Linked DNA regions of Homo sapiens: all the other regions are linked to region 4. Evidence: chromatin contacts called from ENCODE Hi-C or POLR2A ChIA-PET data. All regions are on one chromosome and are shown on one strand. Each heading gives the region's core, a stretch centred on a gene start or an enhancer-like site at or near the end of the contact. The rest is flanking DNA. Distances are from core to core; before and after follow the strand shown. Region 1 has its middle 28 kb from the start of CXXC1. Region 2 overlaps LOC105372114 (a long non-coding RNA gene). Region 3 overlaps CTIF (cap binding complex dependent translation initiation factor). Region 4 holds the start of C18orf32 (chromosome 18 open reading frame 32).

Evidence for each region. A loop is a pair of places that touch in the nucleus more often than their neighbours do. ChIA-PET counts read pairs that join two places held with the same protein, here RNA polymerase II (POLR2A). Pooled maps may share reads with other maps.
Region 1: a pooled map shows a loop between it and region 4 (4-fold over the local background). The contact joins the enhancer-like site here to the promoter of C18orf32 in region 4. A Hi-C loop is called at or near these places in 2 of 168 maps with a recorded cell type or tissue (CD8-positive, alpha-beta T cell and naive thymus-derived CD4-positive, alpha-beta T cell) and 11 of 50 pooled maps. POLR2A ChIA-PET finds 5 or more read pairs at or near these places in 1 of 52 experiments (T-cell).
Region 2: a pooled map shows a loop between it and region 4 (4-fold over the local background). The contact joins the enhancer-like site here to the promoter of C18orf32 in region 4. A Hi-C loop is called at or near these places in 1 of 168 maps with a recorded cell type or tissue (naive thymus-derived CD4-positive, alpha-beta T cell), 3 of 37 single-sample maps with no recorded cell type and 7 of 50 pooled maps. POLR2A ChIA-PET finds 5 or more read pairs at or near these places in 1 of 52 experiments (naive thymus-derived CD4-positive, alpha-beta T cell).
Region 3: a loop to region 4 is called in a pooled map, with 2.8 times the contacts of the local background. The contact joins the enhancer-like site here to the promoter of C18orf32 in region 4. A Hi-C loop is called at or near these places in 7 of 50 pooled maps. POLR2A ChIA-PET finds 5 or more read pairs at or near these places in 4 of 52 experiments (HEK293, HepG2, PC-9 and 1 more).

Annotation. Positions count from the first base shown.
Region 1 is chr18:50,314,236-50,316,935 of GRCh38, forward strand. No RefSeq gene overlaps it. Among named protein-coding and RNA genes, the nearest start is that of CXXC1, 28 kb to the left of the region's middle. Within about 2 kb of position 1,341, at least 3 of the 41 ENCODE cell types and tissues checked have a DNase peak (open chromatin) inside an H3K27ac peak, as active enhancers do.
Region 2 is chr18:50,355,024-50,357,723 of GRCh38, forward strand. It overlaps LOC105372114 (a long non-coding RNA gene), which reads right to left. Exons shown (of 3, transcript XR_935466.3): 2 at 835-929. Among named protein-coding and RNA genes, the nearest start is that of SKA1, 19 kb to the right of the region's middle. Within about 2 kb of position 1,413, at least 4 of the 41 ENCODE cell types and tissues checked have a DNase peak (open chromatin) inside an H3K27ac peak, as active enhancers do.
Region 3 is chr18:48,827,480-48,830,179 of GRCh38, forward strand. The region is part of intron 10 of CTIF (cap binding complex dependent translation initiation factor); the gene reads left to right. It overlaps CTIF-AS1 (CTIF antisense RNA 1), which reads right to left. Exons shown (of 3, transcript XR_935449.3): 3 at 1-2,700. Among named protein-coding and RNA genes, the nearest start is that of CTIF-AS1, 13 kb to the right of the region's middle. Within about 2 kb of position 1,297, at least 11 of the 41 ENCODE cell types and tissues checked have a DNase peak (open chromatin) inside an H3K27ac peak, as active enhancers do.
Region 4 is chr18:49,485,787-49,488,486 of GRCh38, forward strand. It overlaps C18orf32 (chromosome 18 open reading frame 32), which reads right to left and starts at 1,448. Exons shown (of 3, transcript NM_001035005.4): 1 at 1,257-1,448. All of the region lies in intron 5 of RPL17-C18orf32 (RPL17-C18orf32 readthrough), which reads right to left. It overlaps RPL17 (ribosomal protein L17), which reads right to left. Exons shown (of 7, transcript NM_001035006.5): 7 at 2,695-2,700. MIR1539 (microRNA 1539) reads left to right here and starts at 1,587; the gene lies at 1,587-1,636. RefSeq lists a silencer at 1,177-1,306 and an enhancer at 1,347-1,506.

The sequences.
Region 1 (2,700 bases), core at 91-2,590, 830 kb after region 4:
TTACCAAGTACCCTAGCAAATTTCACAGCTCCTCTCAGATGGCCCTCTCCCATACAGCTGTTCTCAATAGGTTTCCATAAACATTGCCTTCCAGGCTAGATGTAGTAATAGTTCCCTGGTGTTGCAAACTGTAGGGAACCTACTATTGCTTATTGCTTTCCCTAAATACTATCTGCACATTTTGCTGGAATTCTGACTGAGATATGTACTCCTTTTTCTTCAAATAGATTAACTCATGCTTTCAAGTCTTATAAATCTCTTATTACTAAATATTGGAGAAATTTCCTACCATAAAGCTCCTACATTGATTCACCTATATTGTTTAAATAAGAGGCCAATGCTCTAATTTCCAATTACCTCTGAGCCTCTCTGGCATCCAGCTCACATTATAGGTAGTCAGAATTTAAGATATCTTTCATTCATTGTTTGGGTTGGACATTTCATCTTCCCATAAGTAGAAACATTTCAACAAAAATGTGAAGTGTTGTGATATTTGCATCCTAACTTCAAATGGTTGAGAACAAAATTTTCAAAGAAAATGAGAATACAAAAATAAAAAAGTGATTAATCCATACATAGATAGAGATAAACAAATGAGGAAAATATTAGTTGGTAAATCTTGGTGTTCTATGTAGTAGCAGTATTCCATTTTTCTGCAAGTTTGAAGTCTTTCAAGTAAAATATTGAGCAGAAATATTGCTGTGAAGAAATTTTTGACTAGCCTGATTTTTCTATTGTGCATGATATTTTTTCTTTCTTGCTTTAAAGCTTGCACAAATATCTTTTTATTCTTGAAGTTCATTATGTCAATTAAATTGTGTTTCTGTGTTAAGAATCTTACGTTAAAATTTCTCAGAGCATGGCATTTTTTTTCCAGATGGTGGACAAGTGTGGTGCAGCTGTGTATTTACCTAATCTTTTTTCAAAGTCAGAATTATTAAAGATCTAGAATGAACAGAAAAGATTCAAATTAAGAGTGACTATTTGAGAGTCATTAAAAGTCTGTGAAACGAGGGGATGTCTGGGAGTGCAGCTGGGCGGCAGCATCATGACGTCACAGATGAAACACAAGCACTGGAGCCAGGGAAACTGACTCCTCCATTCAAATTCTGACTTTACCATTTGTCAGATGTGGAACCTTGGTCTGATAATGCAACATTTCTGAACCTCAGTTTCCCCATCTGTAATATGGGGTGAATCTCTGTCTTATAAGATTGATGACAGAATTAGAGACAAGGAATGTAGACACTTAGTCTGCAATAAGTAGACTTATTCAGTGGAGCTCAGTAAGTAATTGGTCATTATTTTTCGTACATTAAGGGCTAGGTTACTGAAACCTTACAAATGCTTTCAGAAATTGGCAGGAGGAAACCACACATGTGTACTCAAGCAAGGACACCACACGGAGATACTGTGTTAAGCAGTTAGGCAAGAATAGAGTCAACTAATCATAGCAAGCCTTCTCTCCTCCCCCTATATTACCTGAATGGAAGGAACACTAGAGAAACACAAATTTTTGCTGCAGCATTGCCTTTTCACACTTAGGTATATGTCATTATTCTAGAAGAACATGTACCAACAACATTTGCTTGTTCATTTAAGGCAGTTTTTGCTGCACCTTGTGAAATATCTGTTCCCACAGGTGGCTTTATTTCTTCACAAGTTTATTCGTTTCACTGTTGTAGTCTCAATATTAAAATTGTGTGGTACATTGAAATTGTCAAAAGACAGAAGTTAAGTTCCCTGCCTCATTGGTATGAGCCCATTTAATAAGTTTCCTGCAGAGTTTCTGAGATAATTGCCTTCTTTCTCTTTAGCTGGGTCTGATTATATAACAAGAATAGATCCTATAATGAGAGACTTTATGCAAACATTAGACATCATAATTCCTTTCAAGCAATTAATTACCCTCAAGATTAAGTAAATTGATGCAACACTTGATAAATGTTTCAATTAATTAATTAATTTGAAAATACTTTTATATACAAACCTGAGTACAGCCTTGTTTTTAGTGATGTGAAAGATATTTTCATGAAGGCAGAGGAAAAGAGTACTCAGAAAAAGAGTACTAGCAGGCCGGGTGTGGTGGCTCATGCCTGTAATCCCAGCACTTTGGGAGGACGAGGTGGGCAGATCACCTGAGGTCAGGAGTTCAAGACCAGCCTGGCCAACATGGTGAAACCCCATCTCTACTAAAAATAGAAAAAACTACTGAGTGTGATGGCGGGTGCCTGTAATCCCAGCTACTCAGGAGGCTGAGGCAGGAGAATCACTTGAACCTGGGAGGTGGATACTGTAGTGAGCCAAGATCGCACCACTCCACTCCAGCCGGGGCAACAGAATGAGACTCTGTCTCAAAAAAAAAAAAAAAAAAAAAGCTGTATGTATCAAAACAGTGTGGTAATGGCATCAGGCTGGACATATAGATTAATGGAATAAATTGAGAGTCCAGAAATAAACCCATACATCTACGGTCAATTGATTTTTGACAACAGTGCTAAAATCACTGGAAATCTGAAGTTTCATCTGGGAAGACAAATTGCTGGGCATGACTCCTATGGCTTAGGCCTGAATCACCTAGTTGCTTCTCCACTTATGTCTGGTCCCTGTGCTATAATGACCAGTAAAGTGTGTGCTTTAATGACACAGTAAAGTGTGTGCTGTCAATGACAAGAGTTACATATGGCCTCTCAATGTAGA
Region 2 (2,700 bases), core at 163-2,662, 870 kb after region 4:
GTAAAGGTAACTACATTGGTAAATACAAAAGCCACTATTATGTTTTTGCCTTGTAAATTTTCTTTTTGTTTCATATATAATTTAAAAGACAAATGCATAAAATTATTATAAATATGTGTTAATGGGAGACAATGTATAAAGATGTAATTTAGGAAGAGACAGCTGTATAGGAGCAGAGTTTTTGTATATTATTAAAGCTAACCTGATACAAATTTCAATTACAGTATTGAAATTTCTTCATAATGATAATAATTGTAATTATTTCTCAGTACCTGCACATTCTGTACCTGAGGATTTGACCAACCAAAGGTCAAAAATATTTGAAAAAAATCAACACAGATAATATGACTAGAAATCATATGGATTTGAAAAATAGTACAGCATAACCGCTATTCATATAACATTTACATTTTATTAGGCATTGTAAGTAATCTAGAGATGGTTTAAAGTATACAGGAAGATGTGTGTACATTATATGCAAATACTACACCATCTTATATATAGACTTGAGCATCTGAGGATTTGGGGTCCAAGGGAGGTCCTGGAACCAACCTTCCATAGATACAGAGAGATAACTATTGATTATTTTAAAAAAAAGTTAGGATGTTAATTGAAAGTACATGGCAGCTCCTAAGAAAATAATTTTTAAATATTCAGAAAAGAAAATTAGGAGGAAATCCAAACTTTGTATTAGAAAAAAATCAATTAAACAAGAAAGCAATATTGAAAGAATTGGGGGGAAAACATAACAAATATATAAAACTAAGAGCAAAGTAGCAAAAGTAAATCTTTCCTTATCAGTAATCACTTTAAATATAAATAACTGAAACTCACCAGTTAAAAGACAAAAACTGGCAGGATGGATTAAAAAATAAAAGCATGTTGTCTGCCCACAAGAGACTAACTTTAGGTCCAAAGATACAAATAGGCTGAAAATAAACAGACAGAAAATGATATTCCACACAAATAGTTGCCAAAACAGAGCTGGTATAACTACACTAATATCAGATGAAATAGACATGAAGTTAAAATTACAAAAGACAAGCAAATTCACTATTCATTGATAAAGGGTCAATTTATCAAGAAGATGTAACAATAATAAACATATATGCACTGCTATGATTTGGGCATGGTTTTGCTGTTGTTGTTGTTCCTGCCAAAGCTCGTGTTGAAACTTGATTCCCAATGTGGTAGTGTTGGGAGGTGGGGCCTAGTGGGAAGTGTTTGGGTCATAAGGGCAGATCCCTCATGAATGGCTTGGTGCTGTTCTCAAGATAGTCAGTGAGTTCTTCCTATTTTAAGACTGGATCTGGATTAGTTCTCACAGGAATTGATTAGTTTCTACAAGTGTGGTTGTTACAAAGCCAGGTCACCCCTCATGTTTCTCTTTCTTCACACGTCTGCTTCCTCTTTGCCCTTCTCTGTCATGTTGTGACTCAGCACAGAAGCCCTTGCCAGAGCCAGGGTCATGCCATTGAGATCCTCAGCCTGCAGAACCATGAGCTAAATAAAACTCTTTTCTTTATAAATTACCCAGTCTCAGGTATTCTTTTATAGCAACACAAAAGGGACTGAGACATGCACCAAACAACAGAACTCCAAAATGTATGAAGCCAAAAAAATGACAGACTTGAAGGGAGAAATAGACAGTTCTGCAATGCAGTGGGTTGACATCCTGGGACTGCTGCTCCTGGTGGTAGGGGTTGACAGGACAAGCTATCTGCCCACATGGTGCTCACGGACTAGCAGAGGAGGCAGTGACAACTGCTGTGAAATAGTAGTGAGTGTTAAGAAGAAAGATGGGGAGAGGCACGTTAGGCAGAGTGAGGAAGTGAGAGAGATAAGGCAGGAGGGGTGTTGCAGAGCAGGTGAGAGAGGGGTATCCTAAGCAGGTGGCATTGGCAGAGAAGGCTGGGAATGGTCTACACATCCCATGTTTGTTTCTGAGTGGTGGGATAATGAATTTTTTGTTTTATTCTTTATATTTTTCTGTGTGTGTGTGTGTGTGTGTGTGTGTGTGTGTGTGTGTTTGAGACAGGGTCTCTCTTTGTCACTCAGGCTGGAGTGCAGCAGCACAATCTCTACTCACTGCAGCCTCCACCTCCTGGGTTCAAGTGATTCTCGTGCCTCAGCCTCCTGAGTAGCTGGGATTACAGGTGTGTACCACCACAGCTGGCTAATTTTTAAATTTTTTATAAAGTCAGGGTCTCACTATGTTGCCCAGGATAACATTTTCAATTAAAAACATGTGCTACTTTGATTTTCAGAAAAAGGGAGTGCTTAAAAAGAGAGCGAAAGTTCAACTTCATAAACTTGAAGAGCACTGCTGACTTCCTACCTGTGGCCACGTAGTCCTAGCTGCGTTTTTCTGGTGGCTTCCAGAAGAATGGCACTGCCCTGCCACCTTGTGGCCATGTGGCAAGTAAACCTTCCAGCCAGCATTACAATAAAGCCAAAATCTGTTTTCTCACGTTTGAGGAAGATGACAAATATTCAGCATTCTAAGTAAGCTATGATTTGGATGGAGCTTTATTGATAGCACTCAGAGATAACGTGTTCTGCTTTATGGTAATACTTCATCCTTTTGGCATCATCAAGAAACAGCCTCTCTACTCAAAGCTTAACTCTTAAGGACCTACATAAAGATTATCTGAACATTCTTATTCATTTCTTACAGAGTGTATTGAACACAAAAACCTT
Region 3 (2,700 bases), core at 47-2,546, 660 kb before region 4:
AGAGAGCAACTCCCCAGCTCCTGATTGCCTTTAAATTTGTTCTGACTGTAACGGTCAAACAAAAAGACTTAGCAGGAAGTGAAGGGCTAGAATGCAGCTTGAAAAATCAGGAGAACCTTTCTGCATGAACAGTTTATTCCAGCCCTAATCTTAGGCACAGACCCCGCCTGGAATGTTCCTCTGAGAATGTAGCCTTCCTAGGGCCAGGTACCCAGCCCCTGGGCACTGGCTTAGCATCGGAGTCCCTGCAGGGCCAGCAGCTGCTGCTATGAATACCCCAGCTTAAGCGACCATTCCTGTAACCTCCGCCGAAATAACTTCCCACCCGCTTTGTCCCCTCCAGAGCTTTCGTTCCCCTCTTCCGCTCAGCACACACAGTGAAGTTAACTCAGCGGGGTGACGCCGACCTACCCAGACCCCCACGCCCCAAACATACACACATAAACACACGGAAGCGGCCCCATCTGAAGCTGCCTGGATCCTTGACCTCCTCAAGATAGAACTGGAGTCTCCCACCCACCCCACCTCCACTCCCGACCCTCTCCCCAGCCCCCACCCTTTGACTGTTCTGCTTCCTTAGCCAGACTCTGCAAACTGAAATGTGAAATTTGAAGCCAGTGTTCCCCTTAGCAACCATGGTAACACAGGATCTGATAGAGAGCCTAGAGTTATAAAAATACCAGCTTCCACCAGACACTGGTTTCCAAAGGGAAACCAGTCTCCAAGCCAGAACCGTTTTTAAACAGTCTTAAAACTCAAGAGATTTCTAAACCAATCTCAACATGGCTCAGGAGGACATCTCTTTAATCCTGTTTTGGAAGGTGGTGTGGGTGCAAGCTTTGGGTATTTTCTCTGAAATACAGAGATTCAGAATGCATGTGCTCACGGGGGAATTAACTAGCCTTATGAAGGGTATATAGCAGGGAGCAGTTTTTCCTAATAAACATCAACTATTTGGCATTTTTTCATAGATTGAGCTGCCCTGCTGACCCCCAGTGAAATCTTCCTTCCAGTTCCCTCCCGGGGAGTCCTCAGCTCCATCCATCCTCCTAATTAGGGAGAGAGAATGATTTCGCCTATCTCCCCTTGCTTGAAAACAATTTAAATTCACAAAACCATTTTCCAGCCGGAATTCTACTTTAAGGCTTAGGTAGGGAGGTAAGAGATGGTGATGTCAAAACTTTTCTGCTCAGGACCAACAAGAAAAGTCCTACATCCCTGTCCCCAGCCCTTTCTCTCCCCACAGACGCACCCTCGGGCATGGGCCCAGCACGAGCTATAAATCCCTGTTCTCTGCGTTCCCTGCAGAGGGCACAAGCCTGGCGAGTGGGGGCAGTGAGGGCAGTAGGGGGACTCTCCCCAGGGGAGGGGCACCTTCCCAGCCCCCAGCCCCGCCTTCGCAGCCCTGGACGGCTTGCCCTCCCATCTCCTTCCCCCGCCTGCTCCTCCTCCTCCCTCTTATCTCCTGGGGCCATGCCTTGTAATTTTGAAAAATCTTCTGACTGGGTAATTAATGTCTGAACTTCAAGAGGCCCCTGCTATCTGCAGAGCTGAGCTGAAGGTGGGAGGGGACCGGCAGCTGCTGAAGGCTTGGAGGAGGGAGGGGGTGCAGATTATTTTTTCTGAGCTGTTTAATGGACGGGACTGGGGAGGATAGAATCGTACCTTGCCAGAGTTGTGGGTACAAGATGTATATGTACACAGGCACAAGCATCCGTCTAGATTTTTAAATCCTTTGGGGTAATCCTTTGGGGTTAAAATCACACAGTAGGATGCCCTCCTGCTCACACACCCTCACCGTCCCTTAGCAGTTTCCCAGCAGGTGGATGGCAGCAAACACTAGGGGAGCCAGGCTGGGGGACTTTCTGAGTGCAGGTCTGGTTGGGAGGACTGGTTGGGAGGGAGGGACAGTGACTTACACATTTCAGAGATCATAAACCGGGCACTGGGGGTGCAAAAAATGGCCATCAGTTACTCCAGGTAACTCAGAAGTCAAAATATAAGCCTGCCTGTTTCCCACCTTAAGGGAGGATCCAGGCAACTCTGCAGACGTCTGCAGAGCCCCCCGACCTCCGTGCTTCCCAGAGTGGGCCCCCGCCTTGCCCAGCCTCCGTGCTCCAGCACAGGTGCCCTCCATCTAGCAGTTGGGGTGCCGAGTGCTGGACCCACTGCTAGGCCCTGGGCATAAGCACGCTGGGGTCCCTGTCCTCACAGAGCTGCTGTCTCCTGGGGAGAGGAGGAGCAAACGGTGCCCTGCACTAAGAGCCGAGGGTGAATAAAGCACACACAGCTCTCCAGGACCCCTGTGGATCTTTCTCCAACCGACTCCAGCTCTCAGGACCTGTAGCTCAAATTAGCATTGATGATATCCACCTGCTGCCATTCTTGCCTTCAGATGTGAATGATGTTTAGGGAACTAACTTTTCTCCTCCCTTCTGTCCACCTCAAGACCAAGCCAGGCTCCAGCTCCTTCTTGATGGCTCTGCTCTCATTGCCGCCAGCACTGAACTGTAGGTCAGAGTGTGGGCGGGGCCAGGCCTTTTGAGAAAGAACCTCCAGGATCAGCCTTCTCTTGTAGCCAGGAAGAGGAGGGGAATGCTAGGGGAAGAAGGTGGGTTTCGGAGGCAGACAGTCTTCTGCAGCTTACCCTCTCTGGCCCTTGGGTAGATGTGTTAATTATTTTTGTTTGTTTGTTTGTGT
Region 4 (2,700 bases), core at 198-2,697:
GATTTTTTAATTCTTAGTAGAGATGAGGTCTCACTGTGTTGCCCATGCTGATCTTAAAGTCCTAAGCTCAAATGATCCTCCCGCCTAGGCCTCCCAAAGTGCTGGGATTACTGGAACCTGGCCTAATTTTTTTTTTTAAATAATTAGCAAGGTGTGATGGCACGCGCCTGTAGTCCCAGGTATTTGGGGAGCTGAGGAAGGAGAGAACCGCTTGCGCCCAGGAAAGCCGAAACTGCCGTGAGCTATGATGGCCCACTGGACTCCAGCCTGGGCCACAGAGGCAGACCCTGTCTCAAGATTAAAAAAAAAAAAAAATCCAAAAGTTGTAACCTGTCCAAAGTTCTCACAGAGGTAACTGGTAACTAGAGCTTCTAAGACCATTATTTCCAGTTCTGGTTTTCCTCAATGCTCTTGCCTTTTCCTCTTCCAAAAACACAATGGTCATGTTTTTACCAAACTTTTACCAAACTTTCCAAACCAACGAAACCCCTTCAAAACAACTGACAATGCTACCAGTACTAGTTTAGTGACTGACAGGCCCTCCATCATAAAGATTCATTTTTACTTCTGCAATTGTGTTTTAAGTAAGTTCGCACACAGTACGATGTACATAAACTCTCGAGGACAAATACTACTAATCACTTACGCCACAATTACGGCTTTTAAGAGACTTTTTAGCTCTCTTCGGAATGAAGCCTATTTGTATCTTATCTTTTAATCTTCATAATAATACTTCGGTAAGATATTTTACTTCACACATATGGAAACTGGGTCAGAAAAGTCTAGAAGGTGGCTACGAGATATTATTATTTTAATTATTCGCTCCAAGCCAACAAAGCGAGCAAAACGGATTAAAGCTGTTGCAGAGGAATCTTCTTTCACTCAACTTAAGTCCAGACAACAGAGTAGACAGTTAAAGTCTGAGGCTCCATCCGAAATAGGGAAGGCATAACAGGGAAAGTCACCTTCCTCCAAGTCATCCAGTTGAGCATGTCATCTTAGTGGAGACAGAGGGAGCGGGGACAGGTTGAGTCAATGACAATGATTGAAAAGAGACGAGAACAGAGGCCTAACGGTGAAGGTCATAGAAAGGATGTGAAACCGATACTTGGCCACGGAAAAGAACAAAATCAATATAAAGTATCGGAGAGGCAAATGCAAGCTCCGAGGGCGCCGGTGGTGGACAAAGAATACAGACAGAGGGGAGGGGAGGGCGGGGCGGAGGGCGGAGGAGCGCGCTCGCGGAAGGAAGGTACCCTGAGAGCGAAGGCAGGCACCGCGGAGGCCGGCGGGCCGCGACCGCCGAGGAGGGAGGAGGCAGGAGGCCGCGCACCGCCTAGGACTCTGCGAGCGCGGCCCGGGCTGGGCCTGCGGAGCAGCTACAAAGCCCAACCCAGGCCGCTAGCCCGGGCACACTCACCCGCGACCGCGGAAACGCAGCTGACAATGTCCGCACTTCCGGAGGGAGGGACGATCCGCAGCCGAGCCAATGGGCGCCTTCAACGGGGACGACAAAGGCGCGCTTGCGTCAACCCGGGGTCGCACAGCACGCAGCAGTGTTGCCCAAGGGGCGCGGCGAGGCTTCCGGCTCTGCGGCCTGCAGGTAGCGCGAAAGTCCTGCGCGTCCCAGATGCCCAACTAAAAGCTTCGCTGCGGGAAGAAAGCCTGACCTGACTACACCCAGACCCAGAACGCAGGATCTCGGTAAAGGATGATGCCTGTGCAAACGGCGCGGCACCCACACGGAAGGTGGCAGCTAGGCCGTTGAGGCAACTGTGGATAAGCTATTAGTTTTGCTGGTTTCTTAAATTCAAGGGCAGAGCAAACTAACATTAAGGCCAACTTTACAAACGTCAGTTGCTTAAAAGAAGCAGTTACATCACTTTATAAACGAAAAGTACTGACGCTCGCTAGGATGTCAGTACGTGTTGGCGAAGTTGTGTGAAAACTGGGACCCTCATAAACCGTTGGTGGAAATGTAGCGTGCAGCCTTTTTGGAAATATTTGGAAGTTCCTCAGATGTTTACTCAGGTAACCTTATGATCTAGCAATTCCACTCTAGTATATACTCAATAAATGAAAACACAAAAATCTGCACACAAACGTTCACAGTACCATCGTTCCTAATAGCAAAAACAAAACCCCTTTATCAATTGACGAAATGATACAGGTTGAGCATCAACCTAAAAAGCTTCAAAACCTGAGCCTGAGTGCTGTTATCATACTCAAAGGCAATGCTCAATGGAGCCATTTCCAACTGGGGATGATCAACTGGTATATTCACATACTGGATTGTTCTGCAAAGAAAACCACTGCAAATTCCTTTTGGGATAATGAAACTTTTTTTGAGACAGGGTCTTGTTCTGTCTTGCCCACGCTGGGGTGCAGTAGTGCTCACTGCAGCCTCCCACCTCAGCCCCCCAATTAGCTGGGACTACATGCAAGTGACACCACACTTACTTTTTTTTAACAGACAGGGTTCTGACATGTTGCCCTGGCTGGGCTTAAGCAGTCAGCCTCCACCTCCCAAAGTGCTGGGACTACAGAAATGAGCCACTGTGCCCAGCCATGAAAATGGTTTTTAATGGTGCAGGGTAAACAATCTTGTGTTTCTAGTTCTAATCCTAAAAAATCCTCATTTGATCCATCTTGTAAGGACACTTGAAATATGTTCACTAATAAAGACAACCAACATTCTTT